3 separate regions of the Mus musculus genome follow, and regions 1 and 3 are each linked to region 2. Evidence: chromatin loops called from intact Hi-C (ENCODE). Cell type or tissue: left cerebral cortex. All regions are shown on one strand. Region 1 has its middle 7.8 kb from the start of Zfp612. Region 2 holds the start of Phlpp2 (PH domain and leucine rich repeat protein phosphatase 2). Region 3 overlaps Phlpp2 (PH domain and leucine rich repeat protein phosphatase 2).

The links. Hi-C counts contacts between places; a loop is a spot of excess contacts. Peaks named below come from ENCODE experiments on the same cell type or tissue, not always from the same donor. Only the 100,000 strongest peaks of a DNase experiment are listed, where the experiment ranks them.
Region 1: it touches region 2 in a loop (2.6-fold over the local background); 6 of 42 quality-filtered maps call a loop at or near these places.
Region 3: a loop joins it to region 2, with 2.4 times the contacts of the local background. A loop is called at or near these places in 23 of 42 quality-filtered maps.

The regions. Positions count from the first base shown.
Region 1 is chr8:110,067,896-110,075,895 of GRCm38, forward strand. No RefSeq gene overlaps it. Among named protein-coding and RNA genes, the nearest start is that of Zfp612, 7.8 kb to the right of the region's middle. In left cerebral cortex, CTCF peaks have their summits at 921 and 3,905 (motif pointing left); a DNase peak (open chromatin) is centred at 3,888.
Region 2 is chr8:109,864,626-109,872,625 of GRCm38, forward strand. Phlpp2 (PH domain and leucine rich repeat protein phosphatase 2) reads left to right here and starts at 3,978. Exons shown (of 19, transcript NM_001122594.2): 1 at 3,978-4,092. The coding sequence starts at 3,994. It overlaps Gm17344 (a long non-coding RNA gene), which reads right to left and starts at 3,905. Exons shown (of 4, transcript XR_003947453.1): 1 at 3,671-3,905. In left cerebral cortex, a CTCF peak has its summit at 3,785; DNase peaks (open chromatin) are centred at 1,088, 2,261, 3,887, 4,553 and 1 more place; H3K4me3 peaks cover 1,951 bases; H3K27ac peaks cover 1,778 bases.
Region 3 is chr8:109,912,647-109,920,646 of GRCm38, forward strand. It overlaps Phlpp2 (PH domain and leucine rich repeat protein phosphatase 2), which reads left to right. Exons shown (of 19, transcript NM_001122594.2): 9 at 923-1,125; 10 at 7,435-7,495. Among named protein-coding and RNA genes, the nearest start is that of Marveld3, 46 kb to the right of the region's middle. In left cerebral cortex, a CTCF peak has its summit at 4,858 (motif pointing left); DNase peaks (open chromatin) are centred at 1,144, 4,847, 5,247 and 7,901.

The sequences.
Region 1 (8,000 bases), 200 kb after region 2:
TCATTATCATGCCTGGGCCAGGCAGTGTTTTTGCAAAAAATGTTCCTGCATATGTACACATTGGTTGTTTGTCCAATCTTATGCGTGGTGGCCAGCAGTAGTCAGTGCCACTCAGCAACGGCACATGTGGCTTCCCACACCAAACAAATCCAACTTAAGGGATCTGCTCACTCTGGTGCAACCGCAGCGAGGCCAGTTATAGGTTGAACTGCCCTTTCTGCTACCACAGGTCCCAGAGACCTCTAGATAACACTGTAGCCATTTTTGCTCAAGCTCAAACAGGAATCACCTCCTTTGTGACTCGGTGTCCAAGGAAGATGCTATGATGGGCACAAACACAATCTTCATTTATTTGCCTGTGAGGTTAGCTGTGTTTGGTTGCAAATACTTCTCCTCTGGCTATAGAAGCAGGAGGTTTGTTTCATTCCCACACTGTCCCCTCTCCTCCCTCCCCCATGTTAGGCCTAATGCATGGCTTCTTTCAAGCAGGCCAAACAAGAAAAACAGAGCCTGATCGACAAGGAGCAGGCTGAACAATGAGCTGCAGAAACGGAAAAGCAGCAGAAGTGGTAAGCCTGAGATGGAGTCGGCTGTTACACATTGTTAGAAAGATACAATGAAAGGGAAGGAGCAAGAAGGCGGTTTGGATCAGAAAGATACAATGAAAGGGAAGGAGCAAGGAGGTGGTATGGATCACGTGAAAGGGGCCGGAAGCAGTTTACTTCAGCGCTAACAGACAGGAACTTATTGTTAGCTTTTTGAGACAGGGTCTCTTTGCTGGGACCTGGGGCTCACTAATGAAGTGAGGATATCTGACCATGAAATTCTTGGGATCACCCAGTCTCTGCTTCTCAACACTCACACAACAAGCACACACACTATCATCATACCCAGCGAGTGACCTCAGTCTTTTGTGATAGCTGTAATGCTAGAGGGCGCTGCCTGCCGCTGATACCTTCTGCCTGTGGCTGTCCACTCACTGCTATCAAAGTCTACGAAACACAGCAAGTTGGCAAAAATTAGCATTTGAGATTTCTATTTGAACAGAGCTGAAGGCCTAGCTGGCCAACTGGCCTCAGGTAAAAAGTGAAAATGAAATGTACAAGACTAGGATTTCAAAATGTAGTGGATTAAATAAGAGTGACTACCAGCGCGTGATGATCAGGGAGTGGCACTCCTTGAGAAGCACTAGGAGGTGTGGCCTTGTTGGAGGAGTTGTGTCACAGGGGTGGGGGTGGGGTGGGGGGATGGGCTTTGAGGTTTCAAAAGCTCAAGCCAAATCCAGTGTCACTTTCTCTTTCTGCTGTCTGTGGGTCCAGATGTAGAATTCTCAGCTGCTTCTCTAGAATCATGACTGTCTGCAGGCCTCCATGCTCTCTGCTGTGTTGATAATAGACTAACCCTCTGAAACTGTAATTGAGGCCCAATCAAGTGTTTTCTTTTGTAAGGGTTTCCTTGGTCATGGTGTCTCTTCACAGCAATAGGACAGTGACTAAGACACAACAAATCGAGGCTAGGGGTTTAGCTCAGTTTGCAGAGTGGTCACCAAGTATGCGTGAGCTGCATCATCAGTCCCCAGCAGTGTATAAACTGGGGACATGCCTGTAGTTTCTGAATCCCAGAGGTGGATGCAGGAGGATTCATTCCATGTTACCCTTGGTTACATAGCTCTGAGGGTCTCTGTGCCACCACAGCCAGTAGAGAAATGATCTGAGCCAGAAGGTAGCTTGGCTCAACATGACTAAGTGGTTGGAGTTGGTTCAAACTTTGGGAGTCTGAATGTGAGTGGTTTGTTTTAGTCATATTTAAGCACAACACAATTTGGTGAAAACTTTCATGGTGATAACTCAATTCCACATGCACATCAAAGCTTAAGACAAAATATCTACCTCTTACGTTAGTCAAAGAGACATAAAGACTCTGTAAAGTACCTGTGACATTCCCCGTAGGGATGGGTTCAACAGATTGAAAACCTCATAACGAGGCTCTGGGGAAGGATCCAGGATGGTCTTGGTCACACAGCGCAAAGATCACTAGGCTATTAACCACATCTGCTGCCAGCTTTCTGGGTGGATAGCAGGTCAGACATCTGTTCCTTGGAAGGAACAACATTTTGTGTTTGACATTCCTGCTTCCCATATCTGTGAGCACAGGGACCTTCAGACTTCCCACATCCCACACATAGCAAGTTCAAGACCAGCCTGGGATACATGGGAACTTAGCCACCATTTCTGAAGAGCTTTAGATGAAAAAAATTTAGCTTTTTGAGTTGTAAAAAAAAAATCCACTTCCAAATTAACTTTAGAAAAATAACTGTCAATTTTATAAGGACTTACTAAAAACTATTTTGACATCTAACTAAAATCTCAAGTTAACCAAAGGCTTAAACATAAAAAAATGAGGTGAGATAGTACTAGAAGAGTTATCTTCTCTTTCTGATAAATGTGCTCTTCCATCTTCCCCTGTGGGTTGGAGCAAAGGCATACACTGCTCTTGCAGAGGACCTGAGTTCACTTCCCCAGCACCCATGTTAGGTAGTTCACAGCTGCCCATAACTCCAGCCCCAGGCCATCCAGTGCCTCTGCACACAACAGGGACCTGCATTCACACGCATGTTACCACCACACACAGTACACACATGATTAAAAAAAAAAAAACCCTAACTATGTGAAATCCTCTACAATGACTGGAAAGATGCTCAGTAGGTCAAGGTGCTTGCCGCTTAATCTGACTGCCTGAGTTTGATCTCCAGGGTCTCCACGGTGCTTGGGGTAAACCTACTCCCAGGGATTGCTAACTGGCGTGCTGGGCCACTGATATACTCTTGTAGAAATCACTGACAATATTGTCTTTTCGTCGGACAGGTTCAAGACTGATCATTGACACCTCTCTTCTCCCTGGAGAGAGGCTACCTCCATCTTTCCTACTTCTCCCACCCCACATTTAGGGTTATTCCTTTTGTAGGACTTTGCGTGCAGATTTCTCCCAGGTGGAGTTTCTGTGTATAAGCTTGTTGTGGCTTTTTTTTTTCAGTCTGCTTCCCATCTGACACAACAGTTCCTGGCCCTGGGTCTTAGCCTGTAATCCAGGTTTCTTAGACATTACTATGCACCAAGGGTCACCTGGAGGGCTCTTGCAAATTCCTTTCTCACAAGTTTCTAACAAGAATCACCGAATTTAGTGTTGAGTCACTCAAGATATTAAAAAAAAAAAAAGACTTTCCAGGGCTTGTCATCAGCTGGACAGAAGATATAGTCAGTGTAGTATTACATCAGAGCTGGTGAGTGTCTGCAGGTACCAGAGAGGTGTTGCTAAGGTAAAGGGGAGTTGGATTCCAGGAATATTTAAGTGCTGTTATCAACGATTTGAGTAGTGATGTTGGTCTTAAGTGGACAGTGACAGGGAATTGGGCTGAAACTGACTCTGTTAGCAGAGACCAGGATATACTTGTCTCTGCCCAGTTGGTCAGATGAATGAAAAAGAAACAGTTTGTAGGAGAGCTGAATGAGAAGGAAGGTCTGCTATGCTGCATCAACCAAGCCCAAGGCAGTGAGGAGGCGAAGAGCCCATGAGTGGGAGGGTCCGAGGATGCCCTTGTCATACTCACATAGCTGACCAGGCACCAGAGCCTGAGGAACGACTAGACTCTAATCCAGATGCTAGAGCTTATGAGAAGATGGAGTTGTGATGCCTTAAAAGGTAGGAAAGGGTCACTCTTACAAAAATTTGAGGTTTGATACGCAGAAGTTACTGTAGATTGTCGGGAGGTATAAAAGATAGGCTACCCTAGGAACTATCCTGCCTCAACCATCAAATTCTAGGCAAGTCCTTTCTCAGGAAGATAATCAAGAAAGCAGAATGTACCGCTCCAGCCTCATAGGTCGTGTGCGCCCTCTGCTGGGCGTCCTTAAACACAAGCAGCATGGCCCTTTGGTGTCGGGTGGAGGGTTGGATCAAGTTGATCAGATGAACTTTGACCACAGTGCACATGCTATTGTATGTATATGGGGCAGAGTGAGCATGTATGTGTCATGGCTTTGCTCCCACCTGCAGCAGCAAAGTGGGAGGCAGGGAGTGTCTAAACGGATTGAGGCCTATCGTCCCCTGTAAGGACAGCAGTGAAAGATGAGAGTGGTATTTATGGAATCAAAGAGGTTTCATTCTAGAAGGCTAACTAATGAGAAGGTTTGGTCTGAAGTGGCAGTACATTTTTTTTTCCTGGTGGAAGCTCTCTTGGCAGTGAGAAAAGTTCTAGATGCTTAGTCAATGGACAGTCAGTTAATGACAAATGTCCAGTTTCCATTGATGACACCAAACAACCCAACAAGCACAAACTGCAGAGTCTTGAATGGCTTGGCTCTTCCTTTTCAGACTGTTGTTTACCAGCCCGACTGCATGTCTGGATTTTTTGTTTGTTTGTTTGTTTGTTTTGTTTTTTGTTTTTTGTCTACCCTGACCTGCCTTCTGAGGTCCTGGACCCATTCACTTACCCTCAAAGTAAAAAAAAAAACCTAAACAACATCAGAGGAGTCTTAGGTAACCTGGATGCTGAAATTAAGCCAATCTTACACTGTATATATAAGAGGATGGCTTTAAGTGTGTTGCAATGCATGCTGGATAATTTTACATAAACTTGATACCAACTAGAGTTATCTGAAAGAGGGAACCTCAACTGAGAAAAATGCCTCCAGAAGATCAGGTTGTAGGTGAGTCTGTAGAGCATTTTCTTTAGTAGCTATTGATGGGGGAGGGGAGGACCCAGCCCATTGTGGGTGGGGCCACCCATGGGCTGGTGGTTCTGAGTTCTATAAGAAAGCAGGCTGAGCAAGCCAGTAAGCAGTCACCCCTCCATGGCCCCTGGATCAGCTCCAGGCCTCTAAGGTCCCTGCACTGTTGAGTTCCTTCCCAGACTTCCTTCAGTGCCATGGAAGTGTAAGCCAAATAAACCCTTTCTTACCCACTCTGCTTTTGGTCCTGGTGTTTTATCACAGCAATAGTAACCAGAACCGAGACACAATGTCAATTTTTAGGAATATAGAGCTGTTTTGTGGGCTGTCATTCATTTCCAGAATTAAATAAGGAAGGGTGACCACATAGGCAGAATCAGAACAGCGTGTTCTCGGCAGGGCCGAGGTTCAGGGTTAGAGAGTCTGACAACTAGACATTGCGGTCATCACGATTTTTGTGTAGTTCAGTCATCTTCAGGAGCCCCCCTGTGGACCTGCGGCTGAGACCCACGCAGTAGGCAGTCATGTGGCATTTAAGGGTCTTGCTTTAAGTACCGTTGTAACTTCCTTTCTCTCTGTCTTGCCATAACTAAGTGCCCTTAACCTTTAGGGGCATCTTCAGGGTGTGGAATTTTAAAATGCAAGCGCTCACCCATTGCTTCTGCCTTTCTTCAGTCTGTTATTTTGTTTCATGACCCTGAGTCTTAATGATTCCATGGCTAGCACTTAAAGCATAGGCCCTCTTCCACATAATCTGTGTAAGTTCTGTATCATTTGGCTTAGAGGTAGCATATGTTCAAAAGTCTTTAGAATATACAAGGAAGACTAGACCATGGAAGCCACACTGTTCAAACGCCTGAGCCAAGGAAAGCTTGGGAGGCAATGCGATGTGTCCACTGAGGTTCTGTTCTTCTCTGCTTTGGTGGTAATTAGTATATCCATCTTAGTGATAGAACCTAATGAGGAAACCCCCACTCAATTCCCAATCCGGCGTGCACCCAAAGAATCATGAATAGACCGCCCTGATGTAATTACATGAGGTCGTTTAATGACGGAGCTCCAGACTGACATGCATCCACACAGGAGATAACAGATGTCGGCCACGAGGCTCGAAAGCTAGGGGTTATTATGGGGTAAGGGGCTTAGGGGTGTGGAATTCAGCATAGCGACACACTATTGGCTTATTCAAACACCAGGCTGGCCTTGAATTCACAATCCTCCTGTCTTGGCTTCCTGAGTGTTGAGCAGATATGTTCCACTCTGCATGCCCAGCAATAAATTTGTCTTTGGTGTCATCTTTAGAGGGAAACAGAGACTATCTGCTACTCTGATAAGGTAAGGACTGGGCATTCTCCCAGCCAGGGGAGGAGGAGAGAGAGGAACTGAGGATTAACCATATGGAGAGAGTTCCAGAGACACCAGGAGTAAAACATCTGGATTAGAGAAAGCCAGATAAGTACTAAAATGCACATTTCTCGGGGATCTGGGCTAGGAGGGACATGGATTAGTTTAGAGGATTAAAATAGAGCAATACTGCTCAGTTGTTGTGCCCTTGAAGCTTGATAAATATATATATAACAATCAAGTCTCAATTATTTGGGAGCTGGCTGGGTTAAGAAGAAAACAAAAAATACATATTAAAAAGCCATTAACATGGAATCTGAGACTCAGAATCTGTGGGACTAAGAGCTGGTACTCTTGTAGTATTCTGAAGGAGTCTCATACCTGGAGTATTGCGTCAAGAAAGATATCCAGGGCCCATAGTAGATACATGGGAGAAGGAAGTTACTAGGCTGTACCCATGAGAAAGAAGGTATGCTGTGCTCACTTAGCGACCAGCTCGTTTCATCATCCTACCATCTTGTTGTTTGGATAACTTTCAACTGCTATCATGTCAGAAATCAACCATAGTGTCTGTCTGTCTGTTTGTCTGTCTTCCCTGTGGTTAAATAATAATCTGAGTTAGATGTCTGTTAGGAAGTTTCTGAGGAGCTAGGCAGAACATGCACCCGAAGCAGTCAGGCGTGGCAACCTCTTCCCCTCGTTACGTCAACGCTATTTCTGTAATGAACTGTAGTGTAACTTCAGAATCCAGCGCCATTACTTTAGGCGAACCAATAGGCTATAGTTCTATATAAATCCATCCTGTCACTTCATTTTTACAGTTAAATGAATGCATACCAGAAAGGGTAATTAATGCTCGCCCAAAGCCTCATAGATGGTCAGTGGCCAGGCCAGGACCTGTGTACTGGCCATTTCCTCTTCTCTGTATTTCTTTTCTGAGTAGCGAGTCCTGCTGTGTCCCCAAACTCACCACCTTTGCTCTCATTACCTAATTTCTTCACCATGTGTTGTATGCCTAGAAGTCTAATTTGGGTCTCTCTCTCTCTCTCTCTCTCTCTCTCTCTCTCTCTCTCTCTCTCTCTCTCTCTCTCTCTCTCCCCTCAGTAGTCTACCAGGCTATGTTTTCACTTTAATTTCTTGAATTATGAACCACTAGTACAGGTAGGTGTTATTGTTATAAGCTTCATACTCAGTGATATAAACTATGATTATGTTTTTTAATTTAATGTTTTTATGCAATGTAGTTTGAGCATGTTTTCCTCCCTAACTCTTCCCAGATTCTTCCCCCGACCCCCAGCTTCCCTCCACCCCCTACATTGTTAAGGGATAGTCCTACTGTGATCCCAATGCTTAGGCAAGGACCAAAGCATCTTTATTATCTTTCTTTGTTCACAAGATGCTTATCCTAATTCATCTTCTCACGGGTCCAGGCATCTCAGGGGTGCCTGTGTAAGAGGGGCATCTCAGGGTCCAGGCATCTCAGGGGCGCCTGTGTAAGAGGGGCATCTCAGGGTCCAGGCATCTCAGGGGTGCCTGTGTGAGATAGGCATCTCAGGGGTGCCTGTGTAAGAGAGCCATTACAGTTTCTGCTTCTTGTGTTCTAGCCTTCTGAATATTACAATTCAGCTTCCTCATATGACAAGACAAACATCTACGTCTCACATCCTTTTGGCTCCTTAAACCAAACCAACCCCCCCATCAGGATTTAGTTCCGTATTTATTCTTCACTATGTGGTTGTACTTCCCTGCTCAATAAGTCCTTAGAATGAAGTTGTGTGTTCTAACGTCTCCTTAACTCCTAGGTGATAATTTGCATCAATCACTTCATTATATAATGATTTTAGTCTTAAAATCATTATTGCAAGATATTAACCTAGACACATTACTCTCTTTAACTTAATTCTTCTCTCTGGAATATATTTCCATTTC
Region 2 (8,000 bases):
CGTGAATTCCTTTTTTACTTGGGAGGCAGGTGAAAGGGCAGCCTCTGTTGCTGTAAAGGTGTTGTTCCTCAGGAGCCATTCTGCTTGTTATTTGAAATAGTCACTAGGACCTGGGGTTCACCCATTAGACAAAGCTGGGTGGCTATTGTCTCCACATCCCCAGGGCTGTGATTACATTAGACCTGCTTTGGGGAGTTCAGGTCCTCATGCTGGCATGGCAAATTATCTTCACAAACTTGATAACAGTTTTTTGCTGAAGGTTGAAAGCTCTTGGTTTTCTCTTGACTCTCACAATCCCTAACATTCCCTTAATTGAGAATGAAGAAGATATGACAGTTTCCAGGTTGAAGAGGGGGAGGGTGTGGGCCTGGGTAGGTTATCTCCTTTATGCAGCAGTGCCCTTTGGCACTGTTTGATAACATTTCTATAAACTTGTTTTCTACTTGGAGTAGTTAAAATACATCGTTTCTGTATTTAAGTTTAACTGATGGAAATCTAAATATAATTAGGTGAAACTATAAAAGCCACAGTAAACAGACAGTAGATGTTTACTTAACAGTACGATGGGTTGTGCATAGGTTTAAATGTCATTCCAGAACTACAAGATTAATTTTAATCACATGAATGGCTTATTATTCTGTGATCTCCTCCAGTTCAGCTGTCTTTATATGTGGGGGGAAGAACTGTTCAGTGGTTGGAGGTGCAGCTTAGTTCTTGCCTAGCTTATATGAAGCCCCAGGCACACGTTAAAAGGAGAAACAGAAAAAAAATTCCTTCAAATTTTGAAATCAGGTAAACATTGGAACCAGAGGACACAACGCCTAGACCTGCTTATCCTGTGGTAGCATAACATTGGGGTTGGGCCTAACGAAGACTTTGTGATCACTGAAAGATTGGGAGCTAGGTATCAGTAAATAGATCTGAACTTCCAGGCTCCTCTACATAGTCTGACCTTAGCGCTCTTTCTCGACGGTGTTCTGGAGAGGTAGTGGGCGTGTGGAGCCCAATAGGAAGGAGAGGAGGGATGCTAATGCCTCTTTGCCTTAGTATGATGGGTAGTGAGGAGCCTGCAGTGATGGCAGATGGTTTTGTGTATACACACACACACCCCACACACATACATAAATCCCAGAGGAATTTATTTTTAGGGTTAGTCTCAGCTGTTCACCATTTCCAGAAATGATGGTTACATAACACTTGGCATACATGTTGCCTTGACCTGGGGGAGAGCACCAATTGTGACCTTTGTGACAGTGTGCTATGTTAATGGCAGTCCATAATCTGAAAAGGAGACATCAGCTGATTATTGCTGATTAACTGGATCTGAAGTAGTGGGGACCTTTAAAGGTAGCTGCTTAGAAAAAACTGATTCTCTGAGACCTTCCGAGCCAGTGCTCTTGGGCTATTTTTTTTTTTTTTTTTAATAAGTGGTGTTGCCAGTTTGAAGTAGTAAATCTTAGCTTCTAGCATATGGATTCATTTTAAATTGATGGTGTAGGCTACTATCCAGATAAGGAAAAAGATAACCATCTATAAAACATTGCTGTTCCCTAGAATGAACTCATTGCTGGACTTGGGACACCAAAGTGATTAAGTCACATGCGATCTGTAAAAGGTAATCTGTAGTACCTCAAGAAAGTGGCTTTTGGAAACCATCTCCAACTATTTCCCTGCCCTTGGCTATCTACTTCTGTCTTCATGTTGGTGCCTGGTCCATTCAAAACAAAAAACCAAAACAAAAAACCAGTGTGTTTGCTGTGAAATCAACCAGGGTTAGAAATCCAACTAAATCAGGTAGGTATCTGAAATAATTTCAAAGTAGAAAGAAAACCCTGGGATGTAGCTTTTCTTTCACCTTTTATTAAACTTCACAGAGAGAAACCATGCTTACTGTAGTAAAAGAAAACAAAGAAAGGAAGATTGGGACTGTGGTAGAGGAAGGCAAAAAAAACGCCTTTTATAGAAGAAATGATTTGTATGAGGCAGAATCTTTGAAGCAAAGTTTTATCTTTCTTTTTCTTTTTTTAGATTTATATATTGATATATGTCAGTACACTGTAGTTGACTTCAGACACACCAGAAAAGGATGTCAGATCTCATTATGGGTGGTTGTGAGCCACCATGTGGTTGCTGGGATTTGAACTCAGGATCTTCGGAAGAGCAGTCAGTGCTCTTAACTGCTGAGCCATCTAGCCAGCCCGCAAAGTTTTATCTTGACATGTCAATTAGCTCCAAATTGAACAAAACATCTTAAGACAGGGCGGGCCAGGTCTATCTCGAATGCTGTTGCTTTTAAGCCTACAGTTAAAATACTCCAGACAAGTAGTTGCACAGGCCAAACTGAAGCAATGGGTAATAAGTGACCCTTTGCCCGGTTATCTTAGAAGTTGTTTTGCTTTTTAATCCCTTACAAGTTGGCTGAATATTCAACACATACATAAGAGAGGAAGCCCTAAAAATGAAGAGATCTAGAAGGCTTCTTACAAAATGTAGGAGCAGTTTAATGCTAATCACCTTTTGGGAAACCTAGAATTTCAGAATTACAGTGGCTACTATGAATCTTTAATATGAGTTAGGCTCTTTGTTCTGTCCAATCCACCTTGATAATGGCCAGGCAGATGTTAATCTAGTTCATTCACTCCTTAAGAACCAACGCAAGGGTCTAGAGAGATGGCTTAGTGGTTCAGAGCACTGGCTGCTCTTCCAGAGAACCCAGGGTCAACTCCCAGAGTTCACCTGTCAATTTACAACCATCTATAACTCCAGGTCCAGAGGATCCGACACTGTCTTCTGGCCTCTATCATCAGTCATACACGTGTTGTGTTGCATAGACTTAATACCCATAACAACACGGAAGACCCACCTGAAGCTGGGCATAGTGGTGCACATCTGCACTGGGGAGGTGGAGACAGGAGACTCTAAAAGTTCAGGGCCAGCTTTGGCTATATAGTGAGTTCGGGTCTGCCTGGGCTATGTGTAATTTTCTGTCTCAAAAAAAAAAAAAATCCGAAAGAATTAGATCAAGTAATTTGTACATGTATAGAATGTATAGATCTAATAATGAGTATAATTAACGGGGTGTGGTGACCCACGCCTTTAATCCCAGCACTTGGGAGGCAGAGGCAGGCGGATTTCTGAATTCGAGGCCAGCCTGGTCTACAAAGTGAGTTCCCGGACAGCCAAGGCTACATAGAGAAACCCTGTCTCGAAAAACCAAAAGAAAAAAAAAAAAAAAAGAGTACAATTGAGATTTGGAATTGGAATTAGGCAGACTTATAATTTGGCCCACTAACCACAAAACTATCTTTCACTCCAGGAACAAAAAGAGTCAGCTTTTAAAATAGGTGAATTAAGACTTGCAAAATAGAAAGCGGGCTTACACACCATGTTACTGGTTGAGTGGTTGAGGACGAGAAAGGAAATCTGATACTTTGATTACAGGAAAAGGACACTGAACTGTGCCTGGAAAGCTTAGTGTACTTGAGGTGGTTTGATGAAGAAGGTCGCCAGCTATCCCTAAGAGGTGAGTATAAGCAACAGTTCTTTCACCCCCAGTGGGTGCCAGGGGACAAGACACATTTGGGAGCAGGAAGCGTCTTGGATGGAGAATTCCAGCGCCGCCCATGGTGGAGGGTTGTATCTTGTCTATTTTAACAGGTGCAGGCCTTACCTGTCACTTCCTCTGGCCGCTTCTTGGAGGATCCAGAAAGTACCAAATTGCTCTCCCTGCGCCCTGGTCCTAGGAGCTCAGGGTGGAGCGCAGCAGAGGCTTACTCCGCCTGCAGTGGCGCCAGCCTCCCACAATTCTACTCCGGCCTCGCCAGGCTGACGACTACGCAGGTCCAGCGGGTCGGGGAGGGACCGAAGGGGGCGGAGCGTCTTGGTTAGGGGCGGGGTCTAGGCGGAGGGGCGAGGCCTCCCGCTGCTCGCGCGCGCCTCCGAGGCTCGCGCTGTCGCGCCGGGCCGGGCGTCTCTGTAAATCCTTGGCCGCCAATGGGGGAGGTGGAGCCCGTGCCCGCGGGCCCGCTGGAGCCCCCGGAGCCACCTGAAGCGGCGGCGCCTCGCCGGCCCGGAGGGATTCGGGTCCTAAAGGTGAGACGGCAGGGAGAGGGAGGAAGCAAGAGGGCTGTGGCCGCCTTCGCTAAGCTGCCCGAGGCGGCGGGCGCCCCCCGCCCTGCGTCCCTGGGCCGCTTGCACTTGGCCGGGCCGCCGCGGGCCTGCTGTGGGGCCTCCGGGCCGCGCCCCCGCCCTGGCCTCCGCCGCCCTGGTCCCCGGCGCTGTCCATCCCTGACCGCCGCCCGGCAGGCCCACGCCTTCGGGCAGCCGCTGCCCCCACCTTCCTTCCTCCCCGCATCCCCGGGACCTCAGTCTCCTCGCTGGGCCTAGCCCGGGGCCCCGGGACGGATTCCGGGGGGCTCCGAGGGCCGGCCGCGCCTGGCGGGAGTCAGGCGGCGAGTACGCAGGACTCGGCGGACACCTGAAGACATCACCCCAGCTGGAGGATGGCGGCGGCGATTGGCCAGGCGCCGCGGTGTGCGCGGGCTGCGCCGGCGGGAGCGGCCACGCTGCCCTCGGGACTGGCTGCGGGAGTTCCGAACCGGCTCTCGGCTCCAAGACGCAACACCCCGCGCTTCCCGCTCGGGGGACAGTCCCGGAGGATCTGCTGCCTGTGGACCTGCTGGGCGTGTTGCAGGGTTTGGGGGGCGGGGGTGGGAGAGCAGAGCCCGAAGGGGCACTCCTGCTTGGCTGACAATCCGGGGAGAAGGCAGTGGGGGAGCCGTTATGCAACAGGCAGCTAAGCGGGGCTTTTTGGTAGAATCAGGGGAGTAGGAGGATAGGAAAACAGATGCAGGGGAAAGGGGAGTGGAGCCTTGAAGGTGAGTGATGACAAGAAGTTTCTATGCAGGAAGAATGCAGAAGGTGAGCTGAGGTGAGGTCAGCAGAGATGGCTAAAAGGTGGCTAACTGGGTGGAGTTCTCTACTAACCTCTGAAATAGTGCAGAGACATTTTTTTCTGTAGGTTCAGTATATAAACGAACTGGAATAGTGGAATGGAATTCCTCTAGAGTTCTAGAAGAGCAATTGGCAGGATTTAAAACTTGCCAAAGAAGGGGAAGAAAATTAAGATTTAATGTGTTTCGAAACCAGTCTGCCAAACATCGAAGATACTTAATGTTAAAAGCAAACCTTAAGTAATTAAATGAGATTGTTGTTGAGTAATATTTCCTTTTATTAAGATTATTAGTAAAGTAGCACAAAGATGGAAGCAGCAGAAAAATTTATTTGTTGTACTTAGTGAATTCATAAAACCAATACTCAGTAGACTGAAATTTTATTTTCTGGCACCTCCCAGTGTTAATGCATAGTTTACTTTAGACTAACTTCATAACTGTTACCTACACTGTTACCTACACTGGAATTTACTCAAGCATAAATCGAAGTGTAATTACTCAAAGTCTTCCAGATATTTAAAATGATAGCAAATAACGAACTGTAAATTGTGAGTGGATTCAGTACAGGCAAGAGATCTGCAGGACTAACTTATGAGGAAATAGTTTTGAGAGATATCAAATGGCTTTTGGTATGCAGAGGATGGTCAATTTAAAAAAAAAAAAACTTTTCTTGTAACCTTTTTGGGTCATGTTGAAATGGCCAATTGCATGAATGGAGGGTTCCTGAAGCTCTCATTTTGGGATCATTAGAAAGATTCCAGTGATGGGTCGGTCAGTCTTGATTCTTGGTCAGAATTGAGCTCTTGCCATGAAAGTCTTTCTGAAAGGCCTTCCTGGCCTTGCTTTCCTGAATTAGTTAACACTAATCCTCGTAAATAAGTGGGATAGATGGTCATGGAAACAGGCCTTGTGTGTCCCGCAAGCAGAAGTTCTCTGGAGTTGCTGAGTGGTTCGCTCTCTCAATTTTAGCCTATAAAGAGTACAAGAGGTGAGCAGCAGACTTTCTGAACCTTGAAGAATGTCATGTTTGCCCACAGGTTTTTCTCTGGAGATGTTTGTAAAGACTTCTCTAGCCTAGGAGCATGGCTCTGGGTTAGGAGTGCAGGGAGGGTCAGCAGCCCTCCAACATACAAGGCTCTGGTTTTATTCCTCAGCTCAAGCATCAAAATACTTATAAAAAGTTGATGCATGCCTTAATCTTAGCACTTGGGAAGCAGAGGCAGGCAGATCTCTGAGTTCTAGGGCAGCCTGATCTATAGAGTTCCAGAACAGCCAGAGATACAGAGAGAACCCCTGTCTTGAAAAACAAAACAAATAAACAAAAAGACTTTTTATTCCTTTATACTTACACCCAAATCATGAACATTATTCTCAAGTTTTCATAAAAAGCTCTTCATAAAAGCCTTACATGACTGAGCCAACATAATTTATTCAGATTATATCAAGGACCATAGGACACTGGAGCATTTTATAAAAAGTGCACTGCTAAGCCAAGGCTCTGGGCTTGTACCTATGGCCTCTGCTATTCAGAAGGTTGACATGAGATCACACTTAAGCCTCAGGGTCTAAGGCCAGTTTGAGCAACGTAGAATGTATGTCAAAGTTCTAAAACTTTCTCAAGTTCCTGAATCAGGCTCAAGAGGTTTTCAGATGTTTCCTATGCTTTTGAGATTATGGTTTAGTTTAATCAGTCAGGAGATGATAGGAAGTTACAGCCAGTCTGGTTTGAATATTATTTGTCTTTTGTTTTTATCAAAATAGATGTCTTTGAAGTTGTGTTTAGGTGCATGCATGTTTGTGTGCCTGTGTATGGAGGTCAGGGGTGGATGTCAGATGTCTTTATCTATTGCTCTTCACCTTGTTGTTTGAGACAGGCTTTCTTACTGAACCAACTTACTAGACTGGCTCCCTAGTAAGCCTTTGGGTCTCCATCTTCCAGCACTGGGGTTGCCTGTATTTATTGCCACGTCCTGAGTTTACTCATGTGTAGTGACTTGAACTCAGATCCTGTGCTTCCGTGCCAAGCACATCACTGACTGAGCTGTCTGCTCAGCCCTAACTGTTGTGTAGCCCTGGCTGGTCTGGGACTTGTTATATATTCCATATTGACCTAGAACTTGCAGCACTCCTGCCTTTGCTTCCTGAATGCCATGTGGGCTCTAAACAACCAATTCCAAAACATTTCTAATGAGCTGAAAGGTTCTTCCTCTCCTGTTGTCCCTTAGAAACACTTCATAACGTAATACTGTTTAGAGCTGTTACTTGAAGGCAGAAACATCGACCTTAAAGTATTCTACATTCTGATGGGCTGGTCAGGCCAGAGCATAAGACTTAGAATTAGTATTTATGGTTGACTACCTTTGAGCTGACCTTAGTCCTCATGTATTATCTTTATTCTTAGAATTAAAAGTATTAAACACAAGTGGTGGCTACTCAGCTCGTGGTCTACATTAAAACGGTTGGCTTTGTAGACAGATTTTAATATTTAAAACAGTTTTTAAGGTTTATATTATCTTATGGGCTGAGTGTTTTGCTTGCATATATGTATATATATGCACTATATGCATGCTGGTGCTGTGGAAGTCAGAAGAAGGCTTCAGGCCTCCTGTTTTATGGTTGGTTATGAGTTACTGTGTGGGTGCTGAGAATTGAACCCGGGTCTTCTGCAAGAGCATCAGGGGTTGTAACTGCTGATGTAGCTCTCTCTCCAACCTTGACCTTTAGATGGTGAGTCTTTGTCCGTGTGCTTGATGTGATGTGTGGTTGTAATTGTATTCCCTTCTGGGTAAGTTTGTGATAACAGCTTTTATAAAAGTAAAGGAGGAAGCAAACTATCCACAAACGAGCAGCCCGAAGCTAGCTGACTCTTAGAAGTCGAAGCTGTCCAGAGGACAGTGCCACTGCAGCACTGCCCGTTCGGAAGTTCTCTCCAGCAGTTCCTTCCTCATGAGGTAGGCAGTGGAGCAAGACATTCCTGAGAAGAAGGAAGCACTAGGTAATTTAGTGGTGGCTAATAATAGCTCAACACTCTATCTTTGTTATTGTTGC
Region 3 (8,000 bases), 48 kb after region 2:
TTCAGCAACATTTATGAGAATTTCCGTCTCCTTGAGCCTTTATCCGTACTGGACTCAGCAGTCTTTCTTCCCTTCACTGGCAGTAGAACGTGCACCATTGCAGCTCATTGTTTTGATGAGCATTTGCTTATTTATGAGTGATGTTGAACATCATTTTGTATGTGGACTAGCGGTCTCTAGTTTTCTATAAATTTGGCCATTTTTCTGTTGAGTCACTTATTTTTTCTTAATAACATTGTGTTGTAGTTGAGCTATTCAAGGCGTCACTACTAAAACCTCATGAGTTTTACTTTATAGTGACCATCGCTCTCTAAAGAAAGGTGGTCAAAGTTATCTACCTACCTGTGCTGACATTTCAGGAAGGTGAGAGTGAGCCCTGTAAAGACACAGGCTGGGATTTAGGAGTATACACGAGGAGGAGAACAGGGCTGGTTTGTGCTAAGTCATGTAGGTGAGGAGACAAGAGGCAGAAACATTGTATGAAGTTTGTGTCTGAACCGTCCCTATGCATTCAGTCTGTTTTCTCCTCAGTGCGTACGAGTCTTAGCACTAGATTAAAAGGGGGCGTAACCCCAGGGAAGGGAAGCTGCTCCTGCCTTAGCGTCCTGCTCACCGCAGAGCCTGCCCATTTTCTTGTCCTCCCATGCCCCACCTAACCTTGCGAAGAAGCATTTACCTCTTCGTGAATATTGCCTTTTTTGTGTCTAGTTTGTGTATGCATTTACTGGTTCTAACTTAGCTCGATCATGGCTTCTTTTTCTAAGAATTAACTGGTTGTTTTCTCTATTTAGTATCTTGAAAAATGAAGCAAGTAGTGAGATTCTCATGCTTGGTAAAGAGGAAAGGGTCAGCCCTCTCTACAATGTTCCTAAGCCCGTAATAGAAATTCTCTTCATTTATTTTCCTATTTCTGAATATTAAGGATGAACCACTTGAAAACGGTGATTACTGAAAATATGGAAGGAAATAAACATATCACGCACATGGATTTGCGGGACAATCAGTTGACTGATTTGGACCTTAGCTCCTTATGTAGCTTGGAGCAGCTGCACTGTGAGCGGAACCAGCTGAGGGAGCTGACACTCAGCGGCTTCTCCCTTCGAACCCTCTACGCCAGTTGGAACAGTGAGTTCTCTATCCAACCTCCTGTTTTAGCTCTTCCTCTTGTCTGAGCCTTCAGACGAGAAGGGTGGCGCCTGTGGTCCTCAGCCACTCTGCAGAATAGAGTTGTGGCTCCTTGAGCTTCTTTTTTAACTTTGGTGTTAGCCCTGAAGCAATGGATATATACATAAAAAGGCATGGCTGGGTGCCTTGAGAGTCACTGTGTACAGGAAGAAGCCTTACAGAGTCATAGGGGTCGCCTAGGTGGTTGAGCATGCTCAGACCAGAGCCTCTGTTAGGAGGTAGGTGTTGGTATCCTTACAGCCTAGGGCTAAAGAGGTCCTGCCCCTGTTTTTTGTATAGTCTGTAAAGAATGGTTTCTTAGTTAAGAGTTTCTATTACTGCAACCAACACCATGATCAAAGAGCAAGTCGGGGAGGAAAGGGTTTATTCAGCATACACTTCCACATTGTGGTTCGTCACTGAAGGCAGTCAGGACAGGAGCTCACAGGGCAGGAACCTGGAGGCAGAAGCTGATGCAGAGGCCATGGAGGGTGCTGCTTACTGGATTGCTTTCCCTGGCTTGCTCAGCTTGCCTTTTTATAGAACTCAGGACCACCAGCCCAGGGATGGCACCACCTACAGTGGGCTCTCCCACTTTGATTACTAATTGAGAAAATGCCTTACAGCTGGGTCTCATGGAGGCATTTTCTCAACTAAAGCTCCTTTCTCTGTGATAACTTCAGTTGTGTCAAGTTGACATGCAAAAACAGCCAGTACAAATGGGTTTTATATTTTTAAAAAGTTGGGTTAAAAATTGGAATATTTGTGACTTGAAAATTACATGAAATCTAAGCTTTCCTATTCATAAACCAAGTGTTATTAGTACACACGAATAGGTTTGCATTTAGTTTCTGTGTCACTGTTTTCATGTTGCTGTGTCTAAATTATAGGAGCAAGACACTGTTCCAGTCCACAAAGCACAGAGGATTGCTTTCAGCCCGCATGGAGCAGCACACGCTCCGAGTTCTAGTGTGAATGAACAGACCCTGTCCCAGGAGTGTAGGGAGCACACGTGCCAGAAACAGAATGACAGTGCTCTCTACAGTGAGTGTGCTCTCTACAGTGACTGTGCTCTCTACAGTGAGTGTAGCAGTGACAGAGTGACAGAAAATCCACACGGACAGAAGCATCATATAACCTGGTAGTCTGGCTGCAGTGAATCCAAGTTCTTTTATTCCAGTCTTAATTACTAATACAAACTCTCATGCCATATAGTAGCCAGTACATATGTATATATGCATATATGTGGTTTATAGAATGAAAATAAGCTAAAGAGGCTGCTGCAGAATTTAAGAGATTTCAGAGAGTCTGTATTAATAAGGTAATGAACCAGACGAATGCCAGGAGAGACCTGCTGTAGTTAGGTTTGAGAGCAAAGCGACAGACTTCAGCTGCAAGGTGAAAGGCTGAGCAAAACCATAGACAGAGAGTCAGGAACAGATTAAGAGCAGGAAACAGCATGTCAGGCAGGTCCAGGTCCAGAAAGGCAAACAGGTAGTCACAGACTACATAAAGAATGGGGTCTACCTGAGCTGAAGCTCAAGGAGTAGTAGGGGAGGCATTAGTCCTACACACAAACACACACACACACACACACACACCAGGAATCAGATGGTAGGTTGGTATGAAGCCCATACCATCACAGTGTTTAATGTCTGTCACCTTTATGGGTTCCAGATAAGTGAGTCATACCCTTTTCTTGGCCTGACATGTCCAATAAGTTATTGGGCCTAGTTTTCTTGATGTGATTTTAATATGTTCATATGCCCCTACAGTCTCAATTAATCCCAATAAACTTACAGGGTAGCTCTCTTTGGTCCCCAGGAATAAGTCATTTATCAGCCTGTGCTGGATGTGTGGTGACTGGTACCTGGGTTACCCAGGGGCTGGAGGCATCCTTCTTCCTCAAAATGGAGTCAAAGCTGCTGTTCACAGCCTGAAAAACCACTCTGCTTCATACAACGTGGGATGACTTAGAGCAGAGATTAGCTTCATCAGCAACTAGAGATGGTCTGTGGGAATGCTTTTCAGGGTAAAAGGCCTTGTGTGTATAGAGACCACTGTTTTGTCTATTTGAGACAGTCTCATGATGTTGAAGCCATTTTTATGGAGAGTTCTTTACCAGTTAGGCTTGTTATGTATTTTGTTTAGGTTTTAGTGTTTTAAGGAAGTTTCACTGTACCACCCAAGTTGATTTCAGACTTAGCCTTCAAGTACTGGGATTGTAGGTGTACTTACCATGCTTGGCAGTTTTCTGTGTTTAAGGAAGGAAAGGAAAAGAAACGTGTTCACTTTCACTAACTGCCAGAAATGACAATTTAACTACTTTATCATCCTCAGTTTGAAGGGGGACGTGCTAAGTGTGACCAGAGACTAGACTTGGTATCTCTCTCCTGGAGTCCTCACTATAGCCAGTGAGAATTTGAATGAAACCACCTCAGGAGAAGGTGACCATGTCAGAGAAGTGGCAGAGCTGTGTGAACAGTGATTTCCTGCTGCCATTTATCACAGAGCTACCTACACACAGAAGGATTGTCACAGTGTTGTGTTGTGTTGTGGTGAAAACGTCGGACTGTTAACAGGAAAATGGGTCAATCAGCAATGATAGATTTACATGGTAGATTTTGTACAATAGCGGAAATGGATGGACTAAAGCTTTGCGTACTGGTGCAAATAAGCCTTGGAAGCAGTTTTTGACTAAGAAACAAAATTGCATGATCATAGTGTACTGTGTAAGTTATACCAAAGCCTAAACACAGAAACAGCATGTTCTAGGTTAAAACTGTACCACAAATGATACATTCAGGGAAATGTTTGCCTCTTGGTGCTAAGGCAAAGCATACAAGTCAGGCATCAGTGTGTAAGAGCTAACTGATGATGGCGGAAAACTGCTTTTTTTTCTTTGTTTTTCTGTGTTGGAATATGTTGCTAGAGACTTCCGTTTTCTGTCTTTCATCATGTTATGGAGGTTCACTCATGGCTCAGATGAATCCTGAATCAGGTCTAACTGTTGAGCAGGACTGCAGGGTGACTCTGTAGGTAAAAGAACTTATCACAGCCAAGCCTGACGACCTGAGTTCTGTCCCTTGGACCTACAGGGTGGAAAGAGAGAACCAGTTTCCACAAGCTGTCCTCTGGCCACCATATGTCACCGCATGCAGACACAGACACAGACATACATGCATGCAGAGATAAATAAGTAAGTGTAATAATAAAAAAGAGCTTGTTGAGTAAAAACTGTGTGCTGTGGCCACACTTGTAATCCCAGTACTTGGGAGGATCAGGAGTTTCAGGCTAGCTTGAGACACAAAGTCAATTTCTATTTCAGCCTACCACTACCCTTAGAAAAGCCAAAACAACAATAACAACAATGTCTTGAGTGCTAACTGGCACTGTGTATTGATATGCCTGAGGTTCCTCTCTTGGTTCATATTCATCATCTATGCATAGATCACTTCACATGTGTGTGGATGATAGATTCATAGTCACTCTGAATTGGAGCAGCCCTACCTACGTGCCCAGCAGCCCTACATTAAGTAGTCATGGAGTGTTTGCCATCAGTCGGCTGTCAGGGTCCTTACATTCTACCACCTAGAAACCACCTCTAGACGAGGAGGAGTGCTGGCTTCAGCAACTTTTGTACCTCATGACATGGCAGTGAGTTGGGTAGCCAGGCCTGGTGGCTCCCTCTAGTGTTACAACTCCTACATAGGTCTTTGTAGTAGAGCCCTTAATCCTGCAGGTGAAGCACTGCCTAGGAAGTCAGGATTCCTCGGCCTGCAGCAGCAGTTGGCATTGTAGCTTCTAGACAGACCTAAATGTCAGGAGTCCTCATCCCTTGATAGCAGCCACTGTTATAGCTTCCAGACCTGGGATGTCTGAAGACTTAATAGCTTGCTGCTATTCTTCCAGCAACTAGGGCTTGCAGGTGCTTTTTTCTGCCTCTTTATAGCCCCTGCTTTGTTCCAGATTAGCTTTCTACCCTCTTTTGCTTTCTCTGTACTTCCTCTGCCATCCTTGTCCCTGGCCTGGCTGCTCCTCAGCTGCCTCTTGTTAGTCCACGTCCCAGGAAACCACTACTGCTGCCCTGCGGGCTTTCAAGCTTGTAGCTCTCCTTAGCTTCTTCCTCAGTTCTCAAGAAGACAGTTTTGTCATCTTTAAGCTTAGCATGCTCCAATGTCCTGATGTGCTGCCTCAGCCACCACCGCAGCTCCACTGTCCCTGCTGCTGCTTTCTCTGTAACCAGCTTAGCCTCTTCTGGTAAGGGAGGCAAGAAAAAAATAACTCGAGAGAAATCTTGTATTAGAGCTAATTGTTGTGGCTCCAGCTGACTCATCAAGTGAGCAGAAAGCTTGCTCACACCAGTCACAGCAAACCTCTCATGCGAAGGAAGGTTTGTATTTACACCACTCTTAATGGTCCCTCTGCTAGGCCACTAGGGTTAAGTGTCTCTGGCTTAGGTGGGAGTGGTTATAGAGACATCTAGGATTCATCAAGACTTGTGACAGGAAAAAGTCACATATAAACTGTTTGAAACAGCCCTGGCTTGAGGATGTCGCCTCAGGAGCCCCTTTAAAAGCTGCAGTAAATAGCAGCACAGTTGTCATATATTTCCTCTAGGTTTCCTGGTATGGTCATAAGGTCGGTGCTGGCCTAAAGTCATTTGGCTGACTGGTAATCATTTTGCTTAACACAGTCGGGGGCAGCAAGGGAGAGTCCAGCATCTGCCAGTTAAGACACCAAATTGCTTTATCTCCCAACACTTTTCCCTTTTTACAAGAAAACAAATATTAGAAGGGATGCTTACAGTAAGAATTTAAGTAACATCATTAATACTAGTAGTGATTTTTGCTAGGTATTATAACATTTTAACAAAGTTCAAAACCTGTTCAGAGCCCTATGAAGGAATGAATCTCTCAGATGTGTTTCATATTCACACACACACAAAGAACATTCAAAAGATATAACCACATGCAATAGTGTGAACAGAGCATAATGTGGAGTCAGACCAAAGCATATGCAGGAAGGCAAGAGAAGAGACTCAGGAGTCCAAGGCCATCCTCAGGTACATAGTGAGTTCAAGGCCAGCCTGGGCTACATGAGACCTTGCCTCAAAATGAAAGAGAAGATAGCAAAGTATGTCTGGGATTACAAATGTGCACCACCGTGCTTGGTTCATGCAGTGCTTGGTTAGAGCCCAGGGCTTCCTCCGTGCTGGGTCAGCCAGCATGTGGCCGACCGAGCTGCCATCTCCAGCCATCATGGACCCTTTTATCTCCCAGTATTTGGGAAAGTAAAGCAAGATTATGAGTTCAAAGCCACCTGGGCTACCCAGAAACCTCCTGTTGGGTGGGGCATGGAGGAAAGTTTGGTTTTATAACTGGCAGGTGTTGTCTGCTGTTTGTAACCAGGGTAGAAAGTGGTACGTTTGAGTGTGTGGTGGCTAGAAGAGGAGATGAGGAAATGCTCAGGAGGTGGCAATACCTTGGGGATGGTCTGAGCCTTAGCTCACTGCTGTTCCATTTCACTGATCCATACACTTAGGATTGGTTCTCTAGCTGCGTTATACTTCAATTAAAAATGACGTTATTTTTACCAAAAATGTAGATATTGTCCTGGAGAGATGGCTCAGTGGTTAAGAGTTCTCAGAGCTCCTAAAGAGGACCTGAGTTAGGTCTCTAGCACCCGTGTGAGGCTCTCAGAGTTACCTGCTAACTCCACCTCCGGGGAGATCCAATTTCTCTGCTCTCTGGGGACTCCTGCACGGTATGTTCATGCCACACACATACATGTAATTAAAAAGAAATGCTTTTTAAAAATCTAAGTATTAATTTTTCAAGTTATAAACTAAGTGGTACTGTTAACATTAGTGGTTGTAGTGTTAACATTAGTGATGTAGTGTAAATGCGAAAGACCCCAAAGTTAGTAGTTGTGTATGTTTGCAAAAACAGACTAGGGTTGAATGTCAGTCAGAGTGAGCTGCCAGTAGTTTTTATCTTTAGTCATCTCTACAAAACCGCTGTTGCTTGTTTACAAGCTATTCCTTTAAAACCTGTGTATACGTGTGTGGGAACATGCAGTTGCCCATGGAGGCCGGCAGCATCCCAGCCCCAGGAAACGGGAATTAACAGGCTGTCATGAACTACCCGCTGTAGTGCTGGAACCTGGACGTGGGTCCTCTGGAAGAGCCACTGAGCCAGCTCTCTAACCCTCTCTAGTTCCTGCTCTTTGTCGGAGACCATTGCTAGCATGTTGTCTGTTTTCTCACAGGGCTGACGGCAGTGAATGTGTACCCAGTGCCCAGCCTGCTCACTTCTTTGGAGCTCTCCCAGTGAGTCTGTCCACGAGGGTGGAGCTTGTTTTGATTGGGGGGGGGTGCTGTCTCAGGGGAGGGGGAGAGATACTATTTCGTGGCTAAAGGAAGGAGGGTAAGAGGAATTAGATCTCTGCTGTCTGAATAAACAAAGTGTTGCTTAATTCCACTGTCTTCACCTTTCTGTCTCCATTTGTCAGGAGAGCTGTTGCCTTGCTTGCCATTTCCTTATCTCGTCAGCAGCTCACTTTTGGCCATCTCTAGTTCACTTTTCCCTGATGATACTACTCCTTCTTTTAAAAGGCAGCTTTCAAACTGGCCATGTTCTTTGTAATGCCATGTCAGTCGTTGCTTCTGTGTCTTTGGTTCTGTTGTGTTCTCCTGCAGGCAGTCACCCCCCAGTTCTGACTTGGCACACTGCCCTGTTGCAGATGCAGTCTCATTGAGTCCAGTGATTTGAGTCACTGAGTGTTGGCATCCGCCAGTTTTCTAGACTGAGCCTCTCCTCTCAGGTCAGGCTTAT